Linked DNA regions of Homo sapiens: all the other regions are linked to region 1. The links are chromatin contacts, found by Hi-C or POLR2A ChIA-PET in ENCODE. All regions are on one chromosome and are shown on one strand. Each heading gives the region's core, a stretch centred on a gene start or an enhancer-like site at or near the end of the contact. The rest is flanking DNA. Distances are from core to core; before and after follow the strand shown. Region 1 holds the start of COA6 (cytochrome c oxidase assembly factor 6). Region 2 holds the start of HEATR1 (HEAT repeat containing 1). Region 3 holds the start of LGALS8-AS1 (LGALS8 antisense RNA 1). Region 4 holds the start of TSNAX-DT (TSNAX divergent transcript). Region 5 holds the start of MTR (5-methyltetrahydrofolate-homocysteine methyltransferase).

What was found. A loop is a pair of places that touch in the nucleus more often than their neighbours do. ChIA-PET counts read pairs that join two places held with the same protein, here RNA polymerase II (POLR2A). Pooled maps may share reads with other maps.
Region 2: a pooled map shows a loop between it and region 1 (15-fold over the local background). The contact joins the promoter of HEATR1 here to the promoter of COA6 in region 1. A Hi-C loop is called at or near these places in 9 of 50 pooled maps. POLR2A ChIA-PET finds 5 or more read pairs at or near these places in 2 of 52 experiments (A549 and HEK293).
Region 3: a map of B cell shows a loop between it and region 1 (8-fold over the local background). The contact joins the promoter of LGALS8-AS1 here to the promoter of COA6 in region 1. A Hi-C loop is called at or near these places in 2 of 168 maps with a recorded cell type or tissue (B cell and naive thymus-derived CD4-positive, alpha-beta T cell) and 7 of 50 pooled maps.
Region 4: a map of CD8-positive, alpha-beta T cell shows a loop between it and region 1 (11-fold over the local background). The contact joins the promoter of TSNAX-DT here to the promoter of COA6 in region 1. A Hi-C loop is called at or near these places in 2 of 168 maps with a recorded cell type or tissue (CD8-positive, alpha-beta T cell and gastrocnemius medialis), 1 of 37 single-sample maps with no recorded cell type and 11 of 50 pooled maps.
Region 5: a map of B cell shows a loop between it and region 1 (25-fold over the local background). The contact joins the promoter of MTR here to the promoter of COA6 in region 1. A Hi-C loop is called at or near these places in 8 of 168 maps with a recorded cell type or tissue (B cell, CD4-positive, alpha-beta T cell, CD4-positive, alpha-beta memory T cell and 4 more), 3 of 37 single-sample maps with no recorded cell type and 16 of 50 pooled maps. POLR2A ChIA-PET finds 5 or more read pairs at or near these places in 2 of 52 experiments (CD4-positive, alpha-beta memory T cell and CD8-positive, alpha-beta memory T cell).

What each region holds. Positions count from the first base shown.
Region 1 is chr1:234,372,006-234,374,705 of GRCh38, forward strand. COA6 (cytochrome c oxidase assembly factor 6) reads left to right here and starts at 1,451. Exons shown (of 3, transcript NM_001206641.3): 1 at 1,451-1,673; 2 at 2,225-2,384. The coding sequence starts at 1,462. COA6-AS1 (COA6 antisense RNA 1) reads right to left here and starts at 1,588. Exons shown (of 2, transcript NR_125961.1): 1 at 1,418-1,588; 2 at 802-1,205. RefSeq lists enhancers at 639-1,463, 1,285-1,834.
Region 2 is chr1:236,603,106-236,605,813 of GRCh38, forward strand. HEATR1 (HEAT repeat containing 1) reads right to left here and starts at 1,411. Exons shown (of 45, transcript NM_018072.6): 1 at 1,317-1,411; 2 at 849-1,022; 3 at 55-271. The coding sequence starts at 990. RefSeq lists an enhancer at 1,352-1,611.
Region 3 is chr1:236,523,110-236,525,809 of GRCh38, forward strand. LGALS8-AS1 (LGALS8 antisense RNA 1) reads right to left here and starts at 1,399. Exons shown (of 1, transcript NR_034040.1): 1 at 1-1,399. LGALS8 (galectin 8) reads left to right here and starts at 873. Exons shown (of 10, transcript NM_201544.4): 1 at 873-952. RefSeq lists a silencer at 1,166-1,215.
Region 4 is chr1:231,527,160-231,529,859 of GRCh38, forward strand. TSNAX-DT (TSNAX divergent transcript) reads right to left here and starts at 1,397. Exons shown (of 3, transcript NR_173106.1): 1 at 1,261-1,397; 2 at 179-256. It overlaps TSNAX (translin associated factor X), which reads left to right and starts at 1,510. Exons shown (of 6, transcript NM_005999.3): 1 at 1,510-1,667; 2 at 2,096-2,200. The coding sequence starts at 1,652. It overlaps TSNAX-DISC1 (TSNAX-DISC1 readthrough (NMD candidate)), which reads left to right and starts at 1,494. Exons shown (of 16, transcript NR_028393.1): 1 at 1,494-1,667; 2 at 2,096-2,200. RefSeq lists enhancers at 777-1,598, 1,067-2,266.
Region 5 is chr1:236,793,969-236,796,668 of GRCh38, forward strand. It overlaps MTR (5-methyltetrahydrofolate-homocysteine methyltransferase), which reads left to right and starts at 1,324. Exons shown (of 33, transcript NM_000254.3): 1 at 1,324-1,769. The coding sequence starts at 1,736. RefSeq lists enhancers at 1,350-1,639, 1,740-1,929.

The sequences.
Region 1 (2,700 bases), core at 201-2,700:
TTTTACAGTTCTTTATTGATTTCTATCTTAAATGCACTGTAGTAAAAAATGACAATTATTTCAATTTTCAAAATTTCTTGAGTTGCTTTATAACTAAGTATGTGGTTGACTGTGGTGATGTGTCTGCTTTCAAAAAACTGTACATTCTGATTTTGGTCGTGTTGTTCTGTACATATTAATTGCGTCATTTTTACATCATGTTATTCACGTTTCCTATATCCTTAACTTTTCTCTTGCTAGTCTTAACGATTAGTGAGAAAGTCCTGTTAAAATTACCCAATATGACCAGGCATTTTTTTTCTTTGTAATTCTGTCACTTCACTTTGTTTCATATGTATTTTTCATTAGGTACTTATAAATTTTAAATTTAAAACACATTTCCTTTTTAGACTCAGAAGTCATCTAAGACTCTTTCCTTTCATTCCTTTTATATCCCATCAGTCATATTTAAAAGATATCTATATGTAAACTGACGTCAATAGACATGATGTAAAAGAAGGGGGTGGCTCTGGTAAAGCTAAAGTAACTCCACTATGAGAGTGCATTAACTATGGGGGAAATACTTTCTATATTGCAGAACACATATTTGGTGGTACGTAGCCTCACATCGCCACCCGGAAAAGTCTGCATATATTGAATTTGGAATGGATCAAACTGCACTGAGTGCAAAATTGTAAATTGCATCTTATATAAATGTTTTAGAACTAGATGATGGAGCAGATGGGATCTATTAAGAGAACGGGGTGCCAGATGACTGACCATAAACATGCTTTTTAATAAAGACTCTGCTGAGAGATTAACTCATATATTTTCTAAAATTTTTATTTCTTGTTCATTTTGTTTCTAAGATATTCACTCACATATTAAAAATAACAACGTCTCAAAACATTTGAAGCAACTCTCTTCATCCCTTTTAAAAATACCTTGCTGTTTCGGGGGTTAAAAAAAGCCACAAGGGAGATTAAAACAATACAAATATTTATTTTCCCAACTCCCCTGCCATGGGTTCTGGGACGTCACCGCCTCTTTCTGGGGCCCGTTTCATCCTTTTCTTTTAATCCAAGAAGCGATGGTGTTGTGCGCCTGTAGTCCCAGCTACCTGGGAGGCAGGCTGAGGTGGGAGGATCTTTTGGGTCCAGGATTTTGAGGCTGCAGTAAGCCGTGTTCTCACCACTGCACTCGAGACTGGGCGGAAGAGCGAGACACTGTATCAAAAACAAAACAAAACAAAACGAGAAGGCATCGCGGCTCTGTAACACTCCGTCCAGCTCTCGCACTCTCAGATGCAAACTTCCACACAAACTCCTCGGCTCGCCTTGTCCCGCGGGACTAGCATATCAAGCCTTCCGGGACACACCGTGCGATGATATATACGTATATACCCCTCTTGCCCTTGAAGGCCGGAAGTCGGTCTTACAGATAAAAGCGAAACAGGAAGTCCCGCCCCTCTATGGAAAGTAAATGGTAGCTCGGAAGGGTCAAAAGAGTCCGCGGTTTCGCCGCGTGAGTTGCTTTTTGCGGCTGGGGAGGTCTACGCTTCTAGAGCTTGAGCCAGCGGGGCGACCCTGCAGTGGCAGGACTCGGCACCGCGCCCTCCACCGCCGGTTGGTGGCCTGCGTGACAGTTTCCTCCCGTCGACATCGAAAGGAAGCCGGACGTGGGCGGGCAGAGAGGTCGGCTTGCTGATGGGTCCGGGTGGGGCGCGCGTGGACTATGGGCCCGGGAGGTCCCTTACTGTCCCCGAGCCGCGGGTTCCTCTTGTGCAAAACGGGGTGGCACTCCAATCGCCTGCTTGGTGATTGTGGCCCCCACACACCTGTTTCTACAGCGCTTAGGTTCGAACAGTAACCCTGTAAACTAGGCACTGCTGTCCCCGCTTTACTGGTGGGAAACGGGCTCGGAGAGAATAAATGAGCTGCCCTAAGCGACTGGGACAGAACCACAGTTCTCAGCCGGGCTTTCTGAGCCCACGCTGCCGCCCCAGCAGGGATCAAATCACACAGTGTGAGATAAGCCTCAAGAGCGGGTGGCCTTATGCTGCCACTGAGAACTGATTGGGTTCAGTTGCCTCATCAAAATCCCTAAGCATGGTTTTGTTTTGTTTTTGTTTTTTTTTTTTTTTTTAGTTTTAAAGGAAGAGGAGATTGACGGTTTTCCTCTTTCCTTATCTTCTCTTCAGATTACAAAGTTCATTGTTAATCTCAAATATTATTTTGGCCAACAGCTTCATCGCAGTAGGAATGGCAGCCCCATCTATGAAGGAAAGACAGGTCTGCTGGGGGGCCCGGGATGAGTACTGGAAGTGTTTAGATGAGAACTTAGAGGATGCTTCTCAATGCAAGAAGTTAAGAAGCTCTTTCGAATCAAGTTGTCCCCAACAGTGGGTAAGTCACACTTTGATGTGTTTCTCTTCCCTGTTAAGATACATCGAGCTTATACTGTGAGTGGTAGGCTGACATGAAGCGCTCTCTGAGGCATGTCAATTAACAGTTTCTTTGAGGCGCAGAGAAAACCTTGCCTGGTAATTCAGCCTTATTTGACGCACTTACATCAGCTAGATCTTTGGAGAATGTCAACTGACACATTAAAGAGCATCGAAAAACACAACAAACATATGAACAGTAACCAAAAAATTCCAGTTCATTTCACTGGTAGACTTTTCCAGGATCTTCTGAAGGGGTAGTATTTAATCTTGGGCAG
Region 2 (2,708 bases), core at 161-2,660, 2.2 Mb after region 1:
TTTACAAGACCAAAGTGATTAACCCATAGTTATTTCTGTAATTCTATTAGCTACCTGTGAATCAACCACTCCAGACACTTCTGTGCTGGCTTAAGCAGGAAGTAAGGCGACAAGTGAATAAGGAATAATGAAATGTTTTCATCCAACTGTTTGTTTACTGCTTTGGTCTGAACACTTCGCTCCAAGGTTTTTGCTAGCTGACTGAACAACGGTGCTTCAAACTGCTCAAAGGAAGGATCAATTCCAAGCAACTCTTCCAGGCCAGTACATCCTAAATTTCAAAAAAGGCCAGTTTATTTAACAATTCTTCGTAAGCAAATTCATCCCACCCCTCTTTTACAGTTTTACTTACCCCTAAGAAGTTTCTGAATTCTTTAAGTACATATAATTTATAATACAGTCCCAAACACTGATTTCTAGTTTTCAACTTTTAGAGTAAATCCTATCTCATCTACTAGAACAGAAAGTACTTCGTGGCAGGGAACACTTTTTTTTTTTTTTTTTTGGATATCCCCTACAATAACTAGGCCAGTCCTCTGAGAGGACTTCTCCGTCACCCCAGTCACTGCCTCCATCCCCCTTTTAGCTGTTCTTCTCTTTGACATATTAGTTGACCTCTCTAATTTTGTTTCTTCATCTGTGAAATCCAGATACCTCTACTCATAAACATTTCAAGCACCAAGCACCTGACTGTTATGTTCTCTTTCCCTTAAAAATATACATCAACATGCTAGAAACTGCTAAGGAAGAGGACGGGACAGAAGAGAAAACAAGGGGAAAAAAAAAAAACAGTAACATCCAGAAAACAAACGCTTCCAAGAGCTTTTCTAAGTTAAAAGATGGCTCACCAATGGCGAAGGCGGTGTCCCTGTCGATTGTGGCCGCTTCCTTAGGGTCAAATAACAAAGAAGCAACTTCATCTCTAGATAAGAGGCTGGCATCACTTTGAGGGAGGGCGAGTCGTTGCAGCTGCTGGGCTAAGGACGTCATCTTTCACGCCAGCGGAGTTTTAATGACACGGGCTAAAAAAACGTAAGCACTTTGATAAGTTTCTACGAAATTATAAGGCGCCTCGTAAACAAACAATTCTCTTCTGCACTCAGCACCGTCATGGACACACAACGCGGGTGTCCTGAGATTTGTGGACCCCGGAGATGCAAAGACGATGGCAGCAGCGTTAACAACTAATTACAGTAGCGGCGACCGCGCCAAGGCTTTCCTTCAACCCTGATTCCGCAGATATCCGGAAAACTCTTACCCTCCCTCGATATGCCGCCCCCATCCGCAGCCACATCAAGCGGCTCTGTGCCGCTTACCTGGAACTGGGAATTTGGGTATATCTTGGAAGGCAACAACTCTTCACAGCGCTTCCCACATGGTACCAAGGAGCCCAACCCTCACCCGGAAACCTAAGGCATGCTGTAGAGCAACTTCCTGCTGCAGGCGCTACGGCAAGTGAAGAGGTTCAAGCTTGCCGGGAATGCGACGAGACAGCTCCGCCTCCCGAGACGAAAGCCCGCCCCTCAGCCCGCCGGACTCAGGCTCAAGTCTGAGCTTCGCCTCTGTAGCTCCGGTTTAGCGGTCTGCTCTGCGGCTTGTGTCTGAAGCTTTCGGTCTCTGGATGGGCCTTCTGTGGGCTTTAAGGATCCGTAGCCAGAATCATTCATTCAGTAGTGATCCAGCCTTTACTAGGTGCCAGCAGCACCGCGTAGTGTTGAAAGCTATGGGTTGTGAAGTCACGTGGTTTGGGTTCAAATCCTGGCGCTGGCGCCTGTCGGCCGGGTTAACGCCACCAAATTATTTCATCTCTCCGAGCTTGTTACTCACTCTACAAAGTGGGAAGAGGCCGAGATTGTCGTGAAAGGAGCTTCTGCTCCTAGTGCAAACCGATCTATAAATGCTGGACTCCACCGCCCCAGAGCTTGGGGGAGATCTTGTCACTCCTCTATGTTTCCATTCCCGAGGGGTAAATGGCATATATTTTTTTCTTTCAAAACGAATCATAGTCAGGCGCGGCCTGTAATCCGAGCACTTTGGGAAGCTCAGGCGAGCTGATCACCTGAGGTCAGGAGTTCGGGACCAGCCTGGCCAACATAGCGAAACCCCGTCTCTACTAAAAATAAAAGAATTAGCCGGACGTGGTGGCGGGCGCCTGTAATCCCAGCTACTAGGAAAGCTGAGACAGAAGAATCGCTGGAACCCGGGAGTCGGAGGTTGCAGTGGGCCAAGATTGCACCACTGCACTCCACAGAGCGAGACTGTCTCAATAAATAAATTAATCGAATCCTGTTGAGGTATAATTTACAAACAATGGTTACACCCACGTCAGTGGAAGAGTTTGATGACTTTTAGCAAATGCATGTATAGGTGTAATGACCTCCCCAGTCAAAATGACAGTTTCCATCGCCCCTAAAAATTGTCTCTTGCCTGTTTGCGAAGATTCCCGCAACCACTGGTCTTGGCCTCACTACAGATAGTGTTGCGGAAGAGTATCCTTATGTATGAATATAGCTAATCTGTTTCCAAAACACCGGTATGCGCTAGAACTAGGATGAACTGACGTCTTCCAGACGAAGGAGTGAGATCTGATGCTCTGTCTTTTCTGGATGCATTAATTTCTCTGAAGAGCTCTGCGGGGCCAGGGGGTCAAGTCTTTCTGTAACCGTCTTCCCTGGAGAATGTCAGAAACACAGCTACAAATTTGGAGG
Region 3 (2,700 bases), core at 149-2,648, 2.2 Mb after region 1:
TTCTGGCTGGTGTGTTTACAGCCAATAGGTCAAACTATCAGTCAGTGTAGGGCCCTGAGAAGTCGGGTATTTAAGAGCATCTAATAGGCACAGAATTGTGCTCCATACTGCTTAAACTGTTCCCTAAGTGTCCAATTTGGAGAAAACACCCACACGCAGGATAACTGGCGAGTGACGCGGAGTGGCTGCGAGTCCAAGTTATCACTAACGGATGGGGAGCTTGGGCTGGGCACAGTCCAGCGTACTGAACCCTTCCCCCACCGTTTCACCTGCATACAGAGGTGTGTACTGTCAAAAAGCAGCGCCTCCAAGTCTCTTCTGGCACTGTCTGGACTTGGATCCGAGGCAGACGAGGAAGCTGAGAAAACCCTGGCGTTGACCCCGTGGACCTGGGCGCCCCGGGAAGGCCAGCGCTTGGTCCAGGCAGGCGGGGCCTGTGCGGTGACCACCCTGGTCCTGAAAAGTCCCAGCCCCGAGCGCCCTCCCTCCTAGACCTGGAGGCCTGGAACAGCCAGGTGGACGTCGGCCCACCTTTCTTTTCTTTCCTTCCCATTTTCCTACCACCTCCCACCCCACTCCGCCTTCCGGGCAAAGGCAGCCAGATCCACCCAGGACACATTCTTTGTCCTTATCCCTCTGTGCTCGTCCCACAGCAAGCCAGTCGCGGTCCAAGGCTCCAGAGGCTGTGCAGGAGGCCGAGCTGGGTGGCGATCAGCGGCGGGTCCCTGTCCAAAACCCAGCAGAGCCGCCAGGGACGCCCCAGACACAGAAGGCGGGGCGCGGGGAGGGTGGGGAGACCACAGCAGTGAGGCGCGCGAGCCGGGAAGTGAACGAGGACTGACTCCTGTCGCTTCCCGTAGCCGCCCACGGACGCCAGAGCCGGGAACCCTGACGGCACTTAGCTGCTGACAAACAACCTGCTCCGTGGAGCGCCTGAAACACCAGTCTTTGGGTGAGTCGCGCGACCCCCGGCCTCGGGTGGCGGGGCAGTCGCTAGAGGCGTGGCTGCTCTGAGGGTCTCGCCAGTGGAGGATGGCATTCGGATGTCACGGCTCCTAAATCACCATTTGATGGGTGGGACAGTGTCCAGTCCACCCCGACCCGCCGGTCCTCACCGCGGCAGAGCCGGGGCTGGGTGGCGGGGACGCTGCCTCTGCAGGCGAGGCGCTCCGGGGCATAAGGGATTATCAGGAGTCGCGGCCTTTCTTGGACATCCCTGGCTGGGGTCAGGCTGTTTGCCCTGGGGTGTCTCCTCGCTGCAAACCCACCCCACCTGGGCTGCTTTCTCACCTGTTCCCTCCTAGCCTGAGGCCGAGCGCCACCTCCAAGTGGAGGAATCTGGGGAAGTTTCCTTCCCGGAATTTGTAGTGACAGTGGAGTGACCTCCATTGCGTTCCCTGCCTCTAACACGCTCTTTAGGATGCCGAGTCATTTGACTGCAGTGTTAAACATTGCAAAGCGCAAGTCATGTGACTTCCTTTGACCGTACGTGAAACTTAAGTGATGGCTGCTTGTGATGCATACGAAGTGTTCATGCTGGCGGGACCTGTCCCTGGGGATACTTCGGGGGTTGCGTGATTTAATGCAAGCAGATGGCTTAAATTGGGTCACTGGCTTGTTATTATACATGTGTATGGCAACTCGGCATCCATTCTTTTTGCTCTTGTTCTTACTTCCTGAATTGAGTCACGGAGCCAGAGTTTTGAGGTTTTGACTAACGAATTAAGTTAATGACATGGGGCTATATTTAGGTGGTAAACCAAGAGGGATACAGTTTTTTTTCTTAATAAAGAAAAAGTGATAGATTTGATCGGTGTGTATTGTTGGTGTGCAGTATAATGACAGAATTGCTGGAAGTAAAATACAGGAAGCTCTGGTTTCATTTCCCCTTTAGTTCTGCTTAAAGTCGAGTTTTTCCTGGAGCTATTAAATGTAGTGTAGTGTCCATGAGTGCTTTTATCTTAAAAAATGTGGCTGATGCTTTCCAACACTCCCCTGCCCTGTGATTATTATTTTTTTAAGCAACAGAGAAAACCGTATCTTAATAGTATTAAAAGTATTGGATTTTTCCCTACTTTGATTTGTTTAAATTGGAGGAGGAAGAGCAATTCTTTCTATTCACAATAATAATAGCTAACATAGCGCTTACTCTTTCGCTGTTTTATTAACTCAATCCTCAGAACAAACCAATGATGTGAATACTGTAATTCTCATTTTATGGAAATGAAAATCTAAATGAATACCTCTGGTAATTGTACGGGACTGTTTGATTAGTATTTACCATTAATTAATTAAATTTTTTTTTTTTTTTGAGATGGAGTCTCGTTCTGTTGCCCAGGCTGGAGTGCAGTGGCACAATCTCGGCTCACTTCAACCTCCGTCTCCCAGGTTCAAGCAATTCTCCTGTCTCAGCCTCCTGAGTAGCTGGGACTACAGGTGCATGCCACTACGTCTGGCTAATTTTTGTATTTTTAGTAGGGATGGGATTTCACCATATTGGTCAGGCTGGTCTCTAACTCCTGAACCTCAGGTGATCCACCCGCCTTGGCCTCCCAAAGTGCTGGGATTACAGGTGTGAGCCACCATGCCTGGCCTATTTTAGTATTTTTAATAATAAATTCCATGTTAGAAATTTTCTACTGATGTATTTTTTAAGTCAATATTTCCTACACTCACAATCCAAAATTATTTAGTATATGA
Region 4 (2,700 bases), core at 147-2,646, 2.8 Mb before region 1:
AGAGTAGGGGGAATACTGGTAGATCAGACGTCACTCAAACTCATGAGAATTATCTGTTTAACATCCACAAAGCAAGTAGCCCAACAAGCAAGGTCCCCAGGAGCCTACTTTATCCTCAAGGAATCTGCTTAGTCAATTGACGTATTCACAGGGCTGGAGAGGTATGAGTGGTGGTTACCTTCGTGCCAGAGCAGAACATGCCTTGTAGTTACTGCCATATTCTAGCCAAGTTACTCCATTTACTGTTCCTTTGTTCCTAAATTAACAAGGAGAAAAGACTGTGTGTTCAACACATGACCACAATAGAGAGGTTATTTAGAGAAAGCTTAAAATGTACTTGTGTTTTCTGTACTAGGCCTAGGGCACCCCAGTTATGAAGCCTTGGCCTGAGTTTCTCTCTAGACGGTGCTGAATTGCCATCTAGTTACCTATTCTGACACCAGGAACATGATTCTTCAACAAACATTGACGGAAGCTTACATGGGACCGGATCACAGCGCTGAGAAGCACTGGGGCTAAGGGGCGGCACAAAGTCTAGATATGGTGGCAGCACCTGCTCATAATGAAATGCCCACAGTTTAGTGGAACACAGCTGCTATTACTCACCTGTCTATCATTTTGTTTGGGAGAGCCCTGGTGGGAGAGGAGTATGGTATTTAATATTTAATTGAGCAGTTATATGTGAAAGAGCGTTTTCACGAGACTTAACTCCTTTCATCCTCAAATAACCCTACAAGGCGGGTACTATTCTATCCCTATGTTACAGATAAGGAAACTGAGGCAGAGAAGTTGCGTGCTTCATCAAGGTCACACAACCACTCCGTGGAGGCAAGTTGAACACAGGCTGTCCGGCTTCTGAGAGCCAGTGGAGAGGAGGGAGACGGTGGGAGACGGGCAGGGGGAAAAGGTGGAAGTAGACCCGAAGGGCAGGCTTGATCTTCATAAGAGAAAACAGTACTAACACCATCCACTGATTGACTCGCATATTTCCATCACTTAAAGCTCCTGGCGTCACTGCCAGGAATGGAAAGTTAAAAAACTCCCAGCTCTGTAAGGTTCTGCCTGGATCCTGAAAAAAACCTTCCCACATGCCCCGAGGAAACTCGAGGGCTCGCTTCTTTCTCACATCCCTGGCCCGGGGCACCGGAGGTCCCGCTCCGGCGGAGGAACTACAACCCCCACAGCACCGCGCGCGAAGCTGGGCCCCCCTGAGGGAAGGGTAAGGTGTCCCGAAGGTGCCTTCAGAAAAAAATTACGTACGTTTTTCGTCGCTTTCCCACGATCACACAGATCTCAGGTCCAGGAGGACGCATCGTCTTTTTAGTAACAGTGCATGCTGTGAGGCTTGTAGAGTCGCCTCTCTCTTCAGGCGCAGCAGAGGGCGGCCGCAATAGTACGCTCGCGCGGCGGTGGCGGGTGGTGGTCCTTGGACCACGCGGTGGGCGGAGCCAGCGGCGACGGCCTCCCCTCCCCTCCGGACGCAGGCCGGAAGTACGTGAGAGGAGACTTCCGGCCACTGCGTTGTAGTCGGCCCGGCTGCAAAGCGTTTTTCTGCAGGCTGTTTTCCCAGGTTCCCTCGGCCTGTACCTCGCGCACTCCTCTTGCTCCAGGTCCTTCAGTCTCCGCTCGTCTCACCGTAGGCTGTGACGACATGAGCAACAAAGAAGGTGGCGTCCTTAACAACACGGGGCGTTATTTATCCGGAGGGGGAGGTTCTCCAGTCTTTCTATGCAGTTTTCCCCTTTTCACCCTTGAAGGATGCCTTCGTCCCTTGTAGACTCGGGGGCGGCCCCTCTGTTTCTCTCCCCGGCCAGATCGGCCCTGTTTACACCTCCTTTTTTCTTAAATTTTTGAGGTGTGATTTTATCCTAGTTCAGTAATTGCTGTAATGCCAGATCATAGCACCAGTTGGTGGAAACTTGGATGATTTGCTTGGAAAGGCCTGGGCAGCGTCTCTGTCAGTCTGCGGAGAAAGCCTCTAAGGCGAGGGCCCTGTGGGTATCTGGTTTTAAAGCAAGGAGTAGGTTTGTCTATGTTGTGTTTTGCAAACTCTTGGTGATGGAAGATCCCTCTCTTTTTTTCTTCTCTATATAAGGATCAGGAGGGTTCAGGAAAAGGAAGCATGACAATTTCCCACATAACCAAAGAAGAGAAGGGAAGGATGTTAATTCATCTTCACCCGTGATGTTGGCCTTTAAATGTAAGTTCTCTGCAATGTAAGTTGAAGAAGGGGAGAGAACAAAATTATTTAGCCATGGTTATGCGCAAGAAAACAGTCCCTAAGAATTTAATGTGAAACTTTAGCTGGAGGTTTTGTGATGGCGCTAGATGTACCCTAAAAGTCTGGATTACAAAGGCCTTCACTTTTATGTCCCATTAAGAGAAATATTAGTAATCAGGTAAACATGACTTAAACACAAGAAACAGTAAACATTAATTAATATTTGACATGTCACATACTCAAGAATTGTGTACCTGATAATATTTACTCATCTGTTATATGCTAAAATATATTTTCATTTAGTGTGTATTTGTTTCCTCTACTAGACTTGAAGACAGGGACGGTATCTTTGTTTTAACTGTAACACTTAGCACAGAGTGGGAGCTTGTATCTATTAGTGAATCTCGCATATCTATATACACATATTTTCACAGTCCCCTTTTCTCAGCATATTAACTTGGACAAGTTATTCCTCAATT
Region 5 (2,700 bases), core at 74-2,573, 2.4 Mb after region 1:
TTTCAATAGGTTTTTGGGGAGCAGGTGGTGTTTGGTTACATGAATAAGTTCTTTAGTGGTGATTTGAGAGTTTGGTGCACCCATCACCTAGGCAGTGGACACTGCACCCAATGTGTAGTCGTTTATCCCTCACCTACTCTCACCCTAGCCCTTATAATCTTAAGATTTTTGGCTATTTAGGGCCATCTCATTCCTCCCTCCCTTCTTTGTTGCATTCTCTCTCACCTACTCCATTCCCCCCACCTTCCAAGTAAGACCATCTTTGGTAAGATGGTCTTGGTAAGAATGTGATACGCATTATAATAATTTTTCAAATCTTCAAAATTGAGGTATAATTACATACAATAAAATGAGAATGGCATGCAAATTTGTGCCTTTTTTAAAGCTTAGTAAATGTCATAATTTGGTTATAGTTTTTATTTTTCTGGATGCATTTGCTTTTCCTTACATCTACCATGCTCAGCCTTACAGAGATTTTTCTAGATGAATTTGCTTTTTCTCACATCTACCATGCTCGGCCTTACAGAGCTGCCCTTTATTTTAGAATTCCCTAAAGTGCTGTGTTGTACACAGGGAGCTTCTCCTGACTGGAACAACCTTACCTGGTACCACTCTTCCTTCAGGACCCAGATTCTTCTTTGAAACCTTTCCCTGGCCCCTTTGAATACTCTAGCTCTTTTAAAATGTATGTGGTTCTTTTTTCCCTGTTCAATTATTAATCTAACTAGGTTGTGAGTTCCTCCTCCAAGGACGTGAGGGTGCGATGTAGCTTGTCTGATTTTGCATTCCAAGTGTGTGCCCCAATGCCTGACACATAGTAGGTGCTCAATATATGTTTACTGTCAATAAGTTACAATTAACACCCCCATATGGTAATTCAGAGTTTTCATAGCGCGGTCAAACGATCTCATTTAACGCCTACTACAACCCTAAAAAATTCTAATTACTACCATCCTATCATTCTTGTTTGTAGAGTGTGGAGACTGAGAGGTTAACTGTCTTGCCCAGCGCAAGTCAACAGCAAAACGGAACTAAAATTTCAGGCTCGACACCACACAGCGTGTCGAGATCAGCACGAACTTGGCGCTGTGACTTTTCCTTAGAGGGGCCACTTAGGCTTACACTTCCGGATCCTGGGCACACAGAGACGCGAAAAGCTCCCGCGGGAAACTGGGGAGCGGGACTACATCTCCCAGAGAGCCCCGGGGCTAAACAGCAGGTGATTGGTTGATATTGACAGCCAATGCGGCTGCGAGGAGCTCGGGCAGACCAATCACAGGCCGGAAGGGGCGGGACCTCCCACGCCGAGGATAGATTGAGCGCAGAACTAACCGCGCTCTGAAAGGTTCTAAATGTCTGCGGGGCTCAGAGCCGGATGTCACGTCGTCCTCCTCTGCCGGTTTTCTCTTGGGTCCTTTTCCGTGCCGTCCCGCGACTCCGCCTCTGGCCGCGCGTGTCTGGCTGCTAGGCCGACACCAAGGACTGGCCGGGTACCCGGGAAGAAAGCACGTGCTCCAGCAGTTGCCGCGCCCAGCCCCGAGAGAGGCCCTAGGGCGCTGCGGGCTTTCGGGGTCCGCAGTCCCCCCGCGACGCGAGCCAACGGGAGGCGTCAAAAGACCCGGGCCTTGTGTGGCAGGCTCGCCTGGCGCTGGCTGGCGTGGCCCTTGGCCGTCGTCACCTGTGGAGAGCACGTCTTCTCTGCCGCGCCCTCTGCGCAAGGAGGAGACTCGACAACATGTCACCCGCGCTCCAAGACCTGTCGCAACCCGGTAACGCTGCGACCCCGTCTGCGTGGTTGGGTTGTGTTTCTTAACTCGTGCTGTGGCCTCCTAATCCCTGGGGCGATTCCCTTCTGCGGCGGGAGACGCCCGGCGGTGTTTCCCCGCGTGTGGGCGGCACCTTTAGAACTTAGCGCAGGAGCCCGGAGGGCTACGTGTTTTGCTCCACTCTTTGTCCGACCTTCACCTCTTTCTCCCCAGGCAAGCCATCAAAACCTGCAAAAAGCGTCCTCCCCTCGCCCCCGAAACACATTCTTAACGTCACAGTAACTAAACTTTCCAGTTCCACGCAGCATAAACCAGCTGGGCCCTCTGGAAGTTTTTTTTTTTGCATGGTGTGACGCTTATTCGTAAATATGTATTGCGCACCTACTGCGAAAGAAAGTTCAGGCGCGGAGAGACAGACGAGGAAACTCAGAGAACTATTTAAAACTACTACATGGAACTTTTTATTTTCTGCTTCTACGCACGCTGCTGCAAAACTGCAATATGCATAGACTCACTATGTTAAAATAGATGAGCAGACCCCACCTCCAGATACCGAAATGGGAGGTAGTAATTTCAAGCGATTCTGATGTTGGTGGCCCTGGGATCAACAGTGAGAAAAAGCTAGTTTAGCACGAGAACTGAACGTAATGTTAGCTTTATAACGAGCTCTAGATCTCTAAGGTCATGCCTGATTATAATTTGAGGACAAATACACCCGTAAAAACGGGTGAGGAGATGTAGAAACGAGAATTAGTGATAAGTACAAAACAGTAAATATCCTATCACATAGTGGGGATGTTTAGCTTCAGGAAGAGGGGGAATACTAAATTCGTAACGCACAAGGAAATTTATCAGAGGTTAACCGGTGACTCTCTTGATTCTTGGGTTCTGATAACGGGACTGATATAATTGTTCTTGAAACTAGTGGAACTGT